Regions from separate parts of the Homo sapiens genome. Here region 1 is linked to region 2. A link is an interaction called in ENCODE POLR2A ChIA-PET data of the cell type or tissue named here. Cell type or tissue: PC-9. All regions are shown on one strand. Links, peaks and the distances in the headings refer to the core of each region. The heading gives the core; the rest is flanking DNA. Region 1 has its middle 23 kb from the start of ASIP. Region 2 overlaps BPIFB1 (BPI fold containing family B member 1).

Region 1 (5,374 bases), core at 50-5,049, 910 kb after region 2:
TTGGCCGGGACTGCACGCCTCTCGTCGCTCCGCGTCCCCTGGCACCTTCTCTTGAGTGGCAGGCAAGCAAGCAAGCAAGCGGGCGGGGTCAGCGCCCCAAGAAGGGAAAGAGCGCGAGGGCCAGCTAACGCCGCCGCCGCCGTCGCCGCTGAGTCAGCGCGAAGCGCCCTCTCCGAGTAGGTGCCGCGCGGGCGGGCGCTGGCGCCAGCAGTCTCATGGAGAGTGCGGGCGGCAGCCCGCGGGCTGGGGCCGTCTCCTGTCTATTTCTTATTTATTCCTTTCAAAATGGCGTCTTATGATAAGCAAAAAAATAAATTTTCTTGAAGTCCAATATTTTATTTTTACTTTTATGGTTAGTACATTTTATGTTCTACCTATGAAATTTCCGTTTACTCCATAGTCACAAAGATATACTTCTAGAAGTTTTATGGTTCTAGTTTTTAATGTAGGTCTATGATCCATCTTGAATTAATTTTTTGTATGGAATGCCATAGGGGTTAGAGCTGTCTTTCCATAGAGATACCCAGTTTTTTTCACACATCTGTTAAACAGGCATTCCTTTGCCTCACTGAATTGATCTGATGCCTTGGTTGATAATCAGTTGACTATATATGTATAGATCTATTTTTGGACTTGATCCTGTTCCATTCATCTGTATCTGTCTACTCTAGCTTTGTGGCAAATCTTGAACTTGTGAGTATAAATATTCTAAATTTGTTCTTTTTTCAATATTGTTTTGATTATTCTAGGTCCTTTGCATTTCCATATAAATTTTAGAACCATGTTGTCAATTTCTTCAAAAAAGCCTGTGGAGCTCTGGAGACGATTTGAGGTTCTATATGATGTTATCTCTCTCCAGAAGGGTTTACTTTTGTTTCTGTCAAGCGAATAGGCTAGAGGCTGAAACTTTCATCTAGTAAGTGTCTGAGGAAGTCAAAGCTGGGCTTTAATCCTTGTGAGAGCTGATCTCTTTCCAATTTGCCCTTATCCCTAGAGTGGAGCCCTTCATGGTCCCAGCTGAAAGCCTGGAGAGGCTGCGCGCGGTGGCTCACGCCTGTAATCCCAACACTTTGAGAGGCCAAGGCAGGTGGATCACTTGAGCGCAGGAATTCAAGACCAGCCTGGGCAACATGGCAAAACCCCATCTCTACAAAAAGTACAAAAATTAACCGGGCGTGGTGGTGGGTGCCTGTAGTCCCAGTTACTCCGGAGGCTGACGCAGGAGAATCGCTTGAACCTGGGAGGCGCAGGTTGCAGTGAGCCGACATCTCGCCACTGCACTCCAGCCTGGGGGACAGAATGAGACTCCAACTCAAAAAAAGAAAAAAAGAAAAAGAAAGCCTGGGGATATTTACCAGGACCCTTCCTCCTTTTCAGGTACCTTACTACAATTTATGTCTCATCAGCCCTGGCTGGGAATCTACTGAAAGCTTATTTATGTATTTATTTATTTATTGAGACGGAGTCTCGCTTTGTTGCCCAGGCTGGAGTGCAGTGGCGCGATCTCGGCTCACTGCAACCTCCGCCTCTTGGGTTCACGCCATTCTCCTGCCTCAGCCTCACGAGTAGCTGGGACTGCAGGCGCCCACCACCACGCCCGGCTAATTTTTTTGTACTTTTAGTAGAGACGGGGTTTCACCGTGTTAGCCAGGATGGTCTCAATCTCCTGACCTCGTGATCCGCCCGCCTCGGCCTCCCAAAGTACTGGGATTAACAGGCGTGAGCCACCGCGCCCAGCCCGCTGAAAGCTCTTTTCAGCCTCTCAGCGCTGCTTTTGCTTTTGGAATCAGCAATTGTCTTCAGAGTAAAGTGTCTCCAAATACCAGTCTCACCTTACTTGGCTTCTCTTTTTCTCCAGATCTTGGACTAGCAAATTCTCACTGCTTTTGTAGCTCTTCCATAGCTCCAAATTGCTGTTTTTAAAAAGTGCTAATTTGTTCAGCATTTGTAATTGTTCTCAGCAAGATGTTTGAAAAAGACCAACTAGTCAGCCTTTGCCAGAAATGGAACTCTATGACACACATTTTTAGAAATATAAGTTCATTAAGATTAACTTTGTTTTGGAAGATACGTTCAGACTTTATTAATGATTTTGGAGACAATTGGGAAATTGCGAGCATGGAGGTTTGGCTTCAGCATTATGAGGGTAAAAAACTCCCACAAATCCTCAGATTGGAATGACAGAGCCCACAAGCAGGATATGATATTTGGAGCTGTTCACTAAGGCTATTTGGTGTGCCTTGTACACCTACCACTTCTTCACCACTCCCTTCTAAAAAGGAGAGATTGGGAAAAATATAGCCTTGTTCATTACTTTTATCCAGTCCCACTGAGGCAAAGTGGCATCACCCATTTATCATTTTTTATTACTGAGCAATAGCAGCATGCAGGTCTTATAGCTGGATACTTCTGGGGAGCACTCCTCCTATTTGCTTTTAGATATCTGCTCACCCACCCTAGCTTAATCCCAGGAATTTTTCACAGTGCTGTCATTTAACAGGGGGAATCAGGCTGGTGGAGATGGCAGTAGCAAGGGAAAAGGAGCATGTGTCCTTTTCAGCAATTTTTTTTTTTTTGAGACCAGGCTGGAGTGCAGTGGCACGATGTCTGCTCACTGCAAGCTCCACCCCCTGGGTTCATGCCATTCTCCTGCCTCAGCCTCCTGGGTAGCTGGGACTGCAGGCGCCCGCCACCACGCCCAGCTAATTTTTTTGTATTTTTAGTAGAGACGGGGTTTCACCATGTTAGCCAGGATGGTCTCGATCTCCTGACCTCGTGATCCTCCCACCTCGGCCTCCCAAAATGCTGGAATCACAGGTGTGAGCCACCACGCCTGGCCCCTTTTCAGCAATTTTAACGTAACCCTCTGAAGTTTCTCAAACTAAATGTGAGAATAGCTGGAAACCTATGGCTCTTGTATACAGATGTACACTATAGGCAGTTGTATAGACTTCCAAACACATACACATTACATGTTCAAATGTATATAAATATAGACTCAAAGCTCCTAGGGAACAGGTAGTATAAGAAAAGGAAGCCTAACCTTAGGCTAAACTAGATAATGTCATGTAATACACTAGACTAGACACTATATGGAAAGAGGTGATCCAAGTGATCCTCTTGAGGAAGGAGAGAATCAAGGAGTAAAAACTAACTTTTGTGGATGCTTGTTATGTGCCAAGTGTGGTGCTTAAACACCTTTTCTATCTTTACACATTCAATCATCATAATGATCCTGCAGAATAGGTATTGTTATCCCCATTTTTAATTTAATCTCCCAAAAGGCCACACCCAAGACCAGGAGCTAGTGTATTTGCAAAGCCAAGATTCAAATCTAATTCTGCCTGGCTCCAAAACTTATTCTCTGAAAGTAGGAAAGAGAGGCAGAAGTTCTTATTTAAACAATTAGACTCTGCAATAGAGTTTCCAAGCAAAATATAATTAATAAATTTGTTTACTCTTTCTCTCTCATAGTGGTCAACAGCATTAATCTCAGTGAATAACACTGTATAAGCACTTACTAGAATAAAAGTGCTCAGTTACTAGGTTTTGCTGGGCAAGTGTAAGGTTGCTTGTGGGTGGTGAGAGGAACAGAGCACAGAAATGTTAACATTCACAAACTTTCTGAACACCTGAGCACTGAGCTGGGAACCCAGAATATAAAGATAAAAAATACAAAACATGTGCTGGGAGCGGTGGCTCACGCCTGTAATCCCAGCACTTTGGGAGGCCGAGGCAGGCGGATCATGAGGTCAGGAGATTGAGACCATCCTGGCTAACACGGTGAAACCCCGTCTCTACTAAAAATACAAAAAAATTAGCTGGGCGTGGTGGTGGGTGCCTGTAGTCCCAGCTACTAGGGAGGCTGAGGCAGGAGAATGGCATGAACCCGGGAAGCGGAGCTTGCAGTGAGCCGAGATCGTGCCACTGCACTCCAGCCTGGGCGACAGAGCGAGACTCCATCTTAAAAAAAAAAAATGAACTTTATCTTCCAAAGTTTACAGTCTAGTTACTTCAGAGATGGTTTATGTGCCATCTACACGTGTAGAACTGACATACCCATAAAAGGAACAGATAATAAAAAGACTAGTAAGTCTGGACCTTCTCTCATGAAACTCAAAGTCTAAGGGGGAATCAGACTAATAAATGGGCATTTTCAATACAAGAGATTAAGTTAAAAGTAAGCACAGGGGCCGGGTGCAGTGGCTCACGCCTGTAATCCCAACACTTTGGGAGGCTGAGGCAGGCTGATCACTTGAACCCAGGAGTTCAAGACCAGCCTGGGCAACATGATGAAACCCTGTCTCTACAAAAATACAAAAATTAGCCGGGTGTGGTGCATGCACCTTTAGTCCCAGCTACTCAGGAGGCTGAGGTGGGAGGATCGCTTGAACCCAGGAGGCAGAGGTTGCAGTGTGCTGAGATCATGCCACTGCACTCCAGCCTGGATGACAGGGCGAGACCTTCTCTCAAAAAAAAAAAAAAGAAGTAAGCACAAGGTGTCATGAGACCATGGAGAGCAAGCATTTAACTCAACACGGGGAATCAGGGAAGCAGGAAGGAATGACTCCTGAACTGACATAGGGAGGCAGAATGAATTCATTTGACATGCTTAGCACGGAACACTGACAATATACGTGTTCTGAACAGAATAATACAGATTATATGGTACCATAGAAAGTCAATGACTCATGATTGATGTATTTCCTGAACAACTAAAGAGTGGTTGCTCTCAGACTATTAATCTTCCTTTCTCTTCCCTATGCTTTTGTCACTCCGAAAGCCCATTCTCTGTTGTGTGGATGTTTTTCTTCCTTTCTTCTTTCCTTCTTTTTTTTTTTTTTTTTTTTTTTCTTCAGTGAAGGAGGATGTCATAAGAGCTGGAGAAACTGAGGAGGTCTTCAAGCAGAATGTGGGACTTGAAGAATTTGTGGAATATAAAAAGAGGATGTTGAAAGGGAAACAAATGGCAGGGCCAGGCGCGATGGCTCACGCCTGTAATCCCAGCTTTTTGGGAGGCTGAGGCGGGTGGATCACGAGGTCAGGAGATCGAGACCATCCTGGCTAACACGGTGAAACCCCATCTCTACTAAAAATACAGAAAATTAGCCGGGTGTGGTGGCTGGTGCCTGTAGTCCCAGCTACTGGGGAGGCTGAGGCAGGAGAATGGCGTGAACCTGGGAGGCGGAGCTTAAGGTGAGCCGAGATCGCGCCACTGCACTCCAGCCTGGGCGACAGAGCGAGACTCTGTCTCAAAAAAAGAAAAAAAAAGAAAAAGAAAGGGAAACAAATGGCAAATGTTGACTCAGTCAGCTTGCATTTATTGGGCCCTACCCTGCCTCTTTTTATCATGTTCCAGGGACACTGAGATGAA
Region 2 (5,374 bases), core at 165-5,164:
GCCCAACTGATCGTGCTGGAAGTGTTTCCCTCCAGTGAAGCCCTCCGCCCTTTGTTCACCCTGGGCATCGTGAGTTCAGTTGTCTGCGATATTGGCAGCAACCAGGGGGACCCTTCTGTCTACTTTTCCTGTTCGCCCTCTTGCTTTGTTAAACATTTCCACCACTCTCATCACTTAGCAGGGACAGGGGACAGGGAGCTCTGAACCAAGAGCCAGGAGCTTTGTGGGTCCAATTCTAACCCTGTGACTTTCTTAGTCAGGAATCTCTGGACAGAAACTCAACTCATATGCACAAAAGGAATTGTATTAGCTCCTATAACTAAAAAGTCTAGATGCTATTGACTTCGGGAATAGCTGGACCCAGGTGCTCAAACAATATCCTCTTCATTCTCCTCTCTCCCACCTAGCAGCCTTGTTTTCCTCTGTGCTGCCTTCATCCTCAGGCAAGCTATTCCCTCATGGTAGTGCCCCAGGCTGCATTAGGCTCATATCCTATCAGCTTGGCAATCACCGCAGGAAGAACCTATCTTTCCAATAGTTCCAGCAAACATCTCAGGGCTGACTCTCACTGAATGAGCCTGAGTCAGTTGCCCATTCTTGAGCCAATCAGTGTGTCCAGAAAAATGGAATATGAAAACTTCCTGAGCTGGGCCACCTACACACTAGGGTAAGGGAGTGAGGGCTCTATGAATAGTGGCTGCTTTCGTCGTCGTCATCGTCATCATTATCATTCCCCACAGCAAGCCTAGACTGTCATCTGTTAAATGGGGAGTGGAGGCAAGTACTATCTCATTTAACAGATGAGGCAGGTGAGGCCCAGAGAGGTCAAACCCTTTGCCAAGGTCCCAGAGCCAGGAACTGAGATTCAGACCCCAGAGCCTCCCTGCATAACCCCTAATTCCACACTCGGATCCTCTTGAGAACAATGGGGCCTGGGCTTCTCTTGTTGCAGGAAGCCAGCTCGGAAGCTCAGTTTTACACCAAAGGTGACCAACTTATACTCAACTTGAATAACATCAGGTAAACACACAAATCATCATGAAGATTCTGCTGATGGAAATGAGTCCCGCCTGGTAACCATGGGTTTCTTTAAACACCGACTTTGTGGCTGTCAGGTGAAGGCGGCTCCAGGGTAGGCAGGGAGGTCCTTCCGGATGCTCCTGCTGACAAGGACTGCATGTGAGGGAATGGGGAGGAAAATGAAGTAGGCCTTGCAGCAGCCACGGCACAGGCAAACCCTAGCCGCGGCCAGCCCACTCTGGACACCTCCCAGGCCGTGGCAGTGACAGTCACCCGGCACAGAAGTGCAGGGCTCCAGCTGCCTCCTGCACCCTGCCTGTTCTCCCTCCCCGCCACTTTCCTGTGGCCCCAGAGTGAGTGCAGGGGCTGCCAGCTGGAGCCTCTGGGGACAAGTCAGGCCCAGGGCTCTTTTGATCAGCCCACATAGGGCTGGGCTGTTTAATATAAATGAGTTGTGCACATATCAAATCAGACTATCTGGCTGCCCTGTGCCCACAATCCTACATAGCAACAAACTGTCGAGCCAGGAATTGGGGCGCCCTTTGAAGGAGCTTGGGCCTCCTTGTCCACCACAGCCCTGACTCCTGAGGTTGATTTTTCTGCTCACTGGACTGCTATTTGTTTTCTGTGCCCCCTCTATGCCCCCCACCCCACCCCTGCCATTAGAATGCAAGCTCCACGACGCAAGGGCTTCATGTGGTTCACTGGAGCCCGCACTGTGCCTGGCACATAATAGGTGCTCAATAAATCGCTGTTGAATGAGTGGATGGTGAATGAGTGGGACTTCAGGGGCCGCTCTCACAGGCATCTTCCATTGCAGCTCTGATCGGATCCAGCTGATGAACTCTGGGATTGGCTGGTTCCAAGTAAGTGTTAACAGGTGGTGCCTGAGGGCACAGGGGGTGGCCTGGAATGGTCCACTCTCAAAACAGATATTGCCCAGGATTTGCTTCAAACAAGGTCCCCACAGAAGCACCATGGGGGGCTGGCCGGTCTCCACCAAAGTCCAACTTCCCTCGAGTGTTTACAGAGAAGCCACCACGTGTCAGACACAGCTGAGAACACACACACGCACACACAAATACACTCACAGATACACACTTTCTTTCAGTGAAGTTTTGATCCTGAATTAGAACACAAGTGCCCTTGACTCACAATCTCATTCTGCACACGTAGACGCGCCTCAGTGCCCCTAGACAGCCCTTTCCTGCTGGGATTCAGACCGAACCCCAATACCTCAGTCTGGCGTGTTTTCTCTGGTTTTTATGATTTGTTTTTCACTATTTTTGACTTTTTTTTTTTTTTTTTTTGAGATGGAGTCTCGCTCTGTCGCCCAGGCTGGAGAGCAGTGGTGTGATCTTGGCTCACTGCAACCTCCATCTCCCGGGTTCAAGCAATTCTCCTGCCTCAGCCTCCTGAGTAGCTGGGACTACAGGCGCCCACCACCACGCCCGGCTAATTTTTTGTACTTTTAGTAGAGACAGGGTTTCACCATGTTAGCCAAGATGGTCTCGATCTCCTGACCTCATGATCTGCCCGCCTTGGCCTCCCAAAGTGCTGGGATTACAGGCATGAGCCACCATGCCCGGTGACTAATATTTTAAAACACGGAGAGTTCCACATGCAAATCAGGACTTCTGGCTTCCCTCCAGAAGTCAGAAGTTCAGGCAATGCAGGGCAAAATTCCCTCAGGGCAAATTCAGCTGCAACAGAGTGGTGGGGCCCCTGAGGATGGGGCATCCTCCAATGCACCCCAATCCCCCCATCTACCAGGCCCCAGGGGCGGCTGAGTTCATGCCCCAACCCAGCCCATCTGGTCCCTGGGAGCCCCCACAGCTCTGATCAGCAGGGGACCTGGAATTCCTACATCTCCACCAGCCACCTCACCCATGGGGAGGAGCCACACCCACGAAGAATGATGGGGGGGAACTTCAGATGCTCAACCAGGGTGACAGTGCCCCTTCTCTCTCTCACAGCCTGATGTTCTGAAAAACATCATCACTGAGATCATCCACTCCATCCTGCTGCCGAACCAGAATGGTGCATACCTCTGCCATCTGTGCCCCCTCTCTCCCCAGGGCTTGGCTTTACTTCCCCTGCCCTCATCTCCATGAATGGGGCCCCTTTCATTCATCTCCCAGCCATCCCTCAGAGCCTACTTCAAAATCTGCCTCCTCCCAAGAACCTTCTCAGCCCAATTCCTTTGCTAGTGCCAGAGGCTGGGCTCGTAAAGATGAACCAAGCAGTGGGCCAGACTTGCAGGGCTGGAAGGAGACAGAGGCATAAGCAGACAATGAGAGCAATGACAGAGGTGTAAGAGACAACTGGAGGCGCCTCAGCAGACCCTGTTCCCCCTCTTGCTAGTGCCTGGCCTTGGTCAAGCTGCACAATCCTTCTGAGCCTCAGTTTCTCCATCTGTAAAATGGGGACGTAGAAGTACCTTCTTCAGAGGCACAAATCAGGAGGTGCCTGGCACAGTCAGTGCCCAACACTCTAATTCAGCCCCAGGTTGAATGAGGGGTGGGAAGGGTTTGTAACCTATACAGTTCCACCTTTTTAATTTCTTTATTTTATTAGACTGGAAAAATCTCAAAGTATAGAAACCTCTGCTGGGGATAATGGGAGCCCCTGATGGTTCTTGAGCAAGAGCGTAAGAGAATGTGAGGACTGCATTTTGTGAGGGGCCAGAAGCCAGTGCCAGAGGCAAAGGGAGGGTAGACGAGGCTGGGTCAATGCTGGGGCCAGAGAACAGGCGAGCAGAGGCAGAGGGGGCTGTCTGATCAGGCCTGCCAGGCCGGGGCTCCCCTTCAGGAACCCTGAGCCTGCCCCTGGCTGCCCAGTCTCACCCCAGGCCCATCAGTTTCTGACCACATTTGTTATTTCAGGCAAATTAAGATCTGGGGTCCCAGTGTCATTGGTGAAGGCCTTGGGATTCGAGGCAGCTGAGTCCTCACTGACCAAGGTGAGTGGGTGTGGCCCTAAACATCCTGCCCCAGGGAGGGCACAGCCACTGAGAGCCCTGGCTGGGAGGTGGGGCCTGCACTCCAACCCCAGCCTACAGGTGACCCTGGGCAAGTCCCTTCCCCTCTCAGGGCCTCACCTCCTCATCTGCAAGTGAGAAGGTTGGCTGTGCTGAGGATGGAACCCTCCTAGCCTGGGGTCAGTACACTTTTTCCACCCCCTTGTCATTCATTCATTCATTCATTCATTCAGTAATTCACTAAATATTTTTCGAGGGTCTTCTATAGGCAAGCCATGCTTCTGAGTGCTTGAGGCCACCGAAATGAACAAATGGAAAACACTCCCATCTTTTTCAAGCCTACCTTTTAGCAGAAGAGGCAGATACACAAGCCCTAAAGATGTAACATCAGGCTGAGTGGAGGAAGGCTGAGAAGAAAAATAAAGCAGGCTCAGGAGGAGAGAGTGATGTCAGGGAAGGGGGTGCTGTTTCAGATGGGGTGGCCAGGGAGGGCCTCTCTGAGGAGGTAACATTTGAGCCAATGCCTGAGGAGGTGAGGGGTGAGCCCTGTGGGTAGCTGGGAGAAGTGTCCCGTCAGAGGGACAGCGTATTAGGCCGTTCTCACACTGCTATAAAGAAATACCTGAGGCTGGGCTCAGTGGCTTGTGCCTATAATCCCAGCACTTTGGGAGGCCAAGGTGGGCAGATCACCTGAGGTCAAGAGTTCGAGACCAGCCTGGCCGACATGGCAAAACCCAGTCTCTACTAAAAATACAAAAATTAGCTGGGCGTGATGGCGGGTACCTGTAATCCCAGCTACTCGGAAGGCTGAGGCAGAAGAATTGCTTGAACCCAGGAGGCGGAGGTTGCAGTGACCTGAGATCACGCCATTGCACTCCAGCCTGGGCAACAAGAGTGAAATCCATCCCCCCCCCAAAAAAAAAAGGAAAGAAAATAAATACCTGAGACTGGGTAATTCATGAAGAAAAGAGGTTTAATTGGCTTGTGGTTCTGCAGGCTGTACAGGAAACACGATGCTGGCATCTGCTCAGCTTCTGGGGAGGCTTCAGGAAACTTCCAATCATAGCGGAAGGCAAAGGGGAAGACTGCACATCACATGGCCCAAGCAGGAGCAAGGGGTGGGAGGTGCTACACACTTTTAAACAACCAGATCTCACAAGAGCACACTCACCATCACGAGAACAGCACCAAGAGGATGGCGCTAAACCATTCACAAGAAACCAGCCCCATGATCCAATCAGCTTAGACCCCACCTCCAACATTGGGTTCTACATGAGATTTGGGCGGGGACACAGATCTAAACCATATCAGATGTCAAGTGCAAAGGCCCTGAGGCAGGGATTGTTGGTGTTCCAGGAAAGATGAGGAAGGAGG

The links. ChIA-PET counts read pairs that join two places held together with the same protein. Peaks named below come from ENCODE experiments on the same cell type or tissue, not always from the same donor. Only the 100,000 strongest peaks of a DNase experiment are listed, where the experiment ranks them.
Region 1: POLR2A ChIA-PET joins it to region 2 with 9 read pairs; 1 of 35 experiments calls an interaction of 5 or more read pairs at or near these places.

What each region holds. Positions count from the first base shown.
Region 1 is chr20:34,216,124-34,221,497 of GRCh38, forward strand. It overlaps a transcript of ASIP not described here. Among named protein-coding and RNA genes, the nearest start is that of ASIP, 23 kb to the right of the region's middle. In PC-9, for the core only: no CTCF peak of the experiment used is centred there; a DNase peak (open chromatin) is centred at 148; H3K4me3 peaks cover 962 bases; H3K27me3 peaks cover 260 bases.
Region 2 is chr20:33,303,006-33,308,379 of GRCh38, forward strand. BPIFB1 (BPI fold containing family B member 1) reads left to right here. Exons shown (of 16, transcript NM_033197.3): 11 at 1-69; 12 at 953-1,020; 13 at 1,841-1,886; 14 at 2,997-3,060; 15 at 3,906-3,982. Among named protein-coding and RNA genes, the nearest start is that of BPIFB1, 22 kb to the left of the region's middle. In PC-9, for the core only: no CTCF peak of the experiment used is centred there; a DNase peak (open chromatin) is centred at 2,666.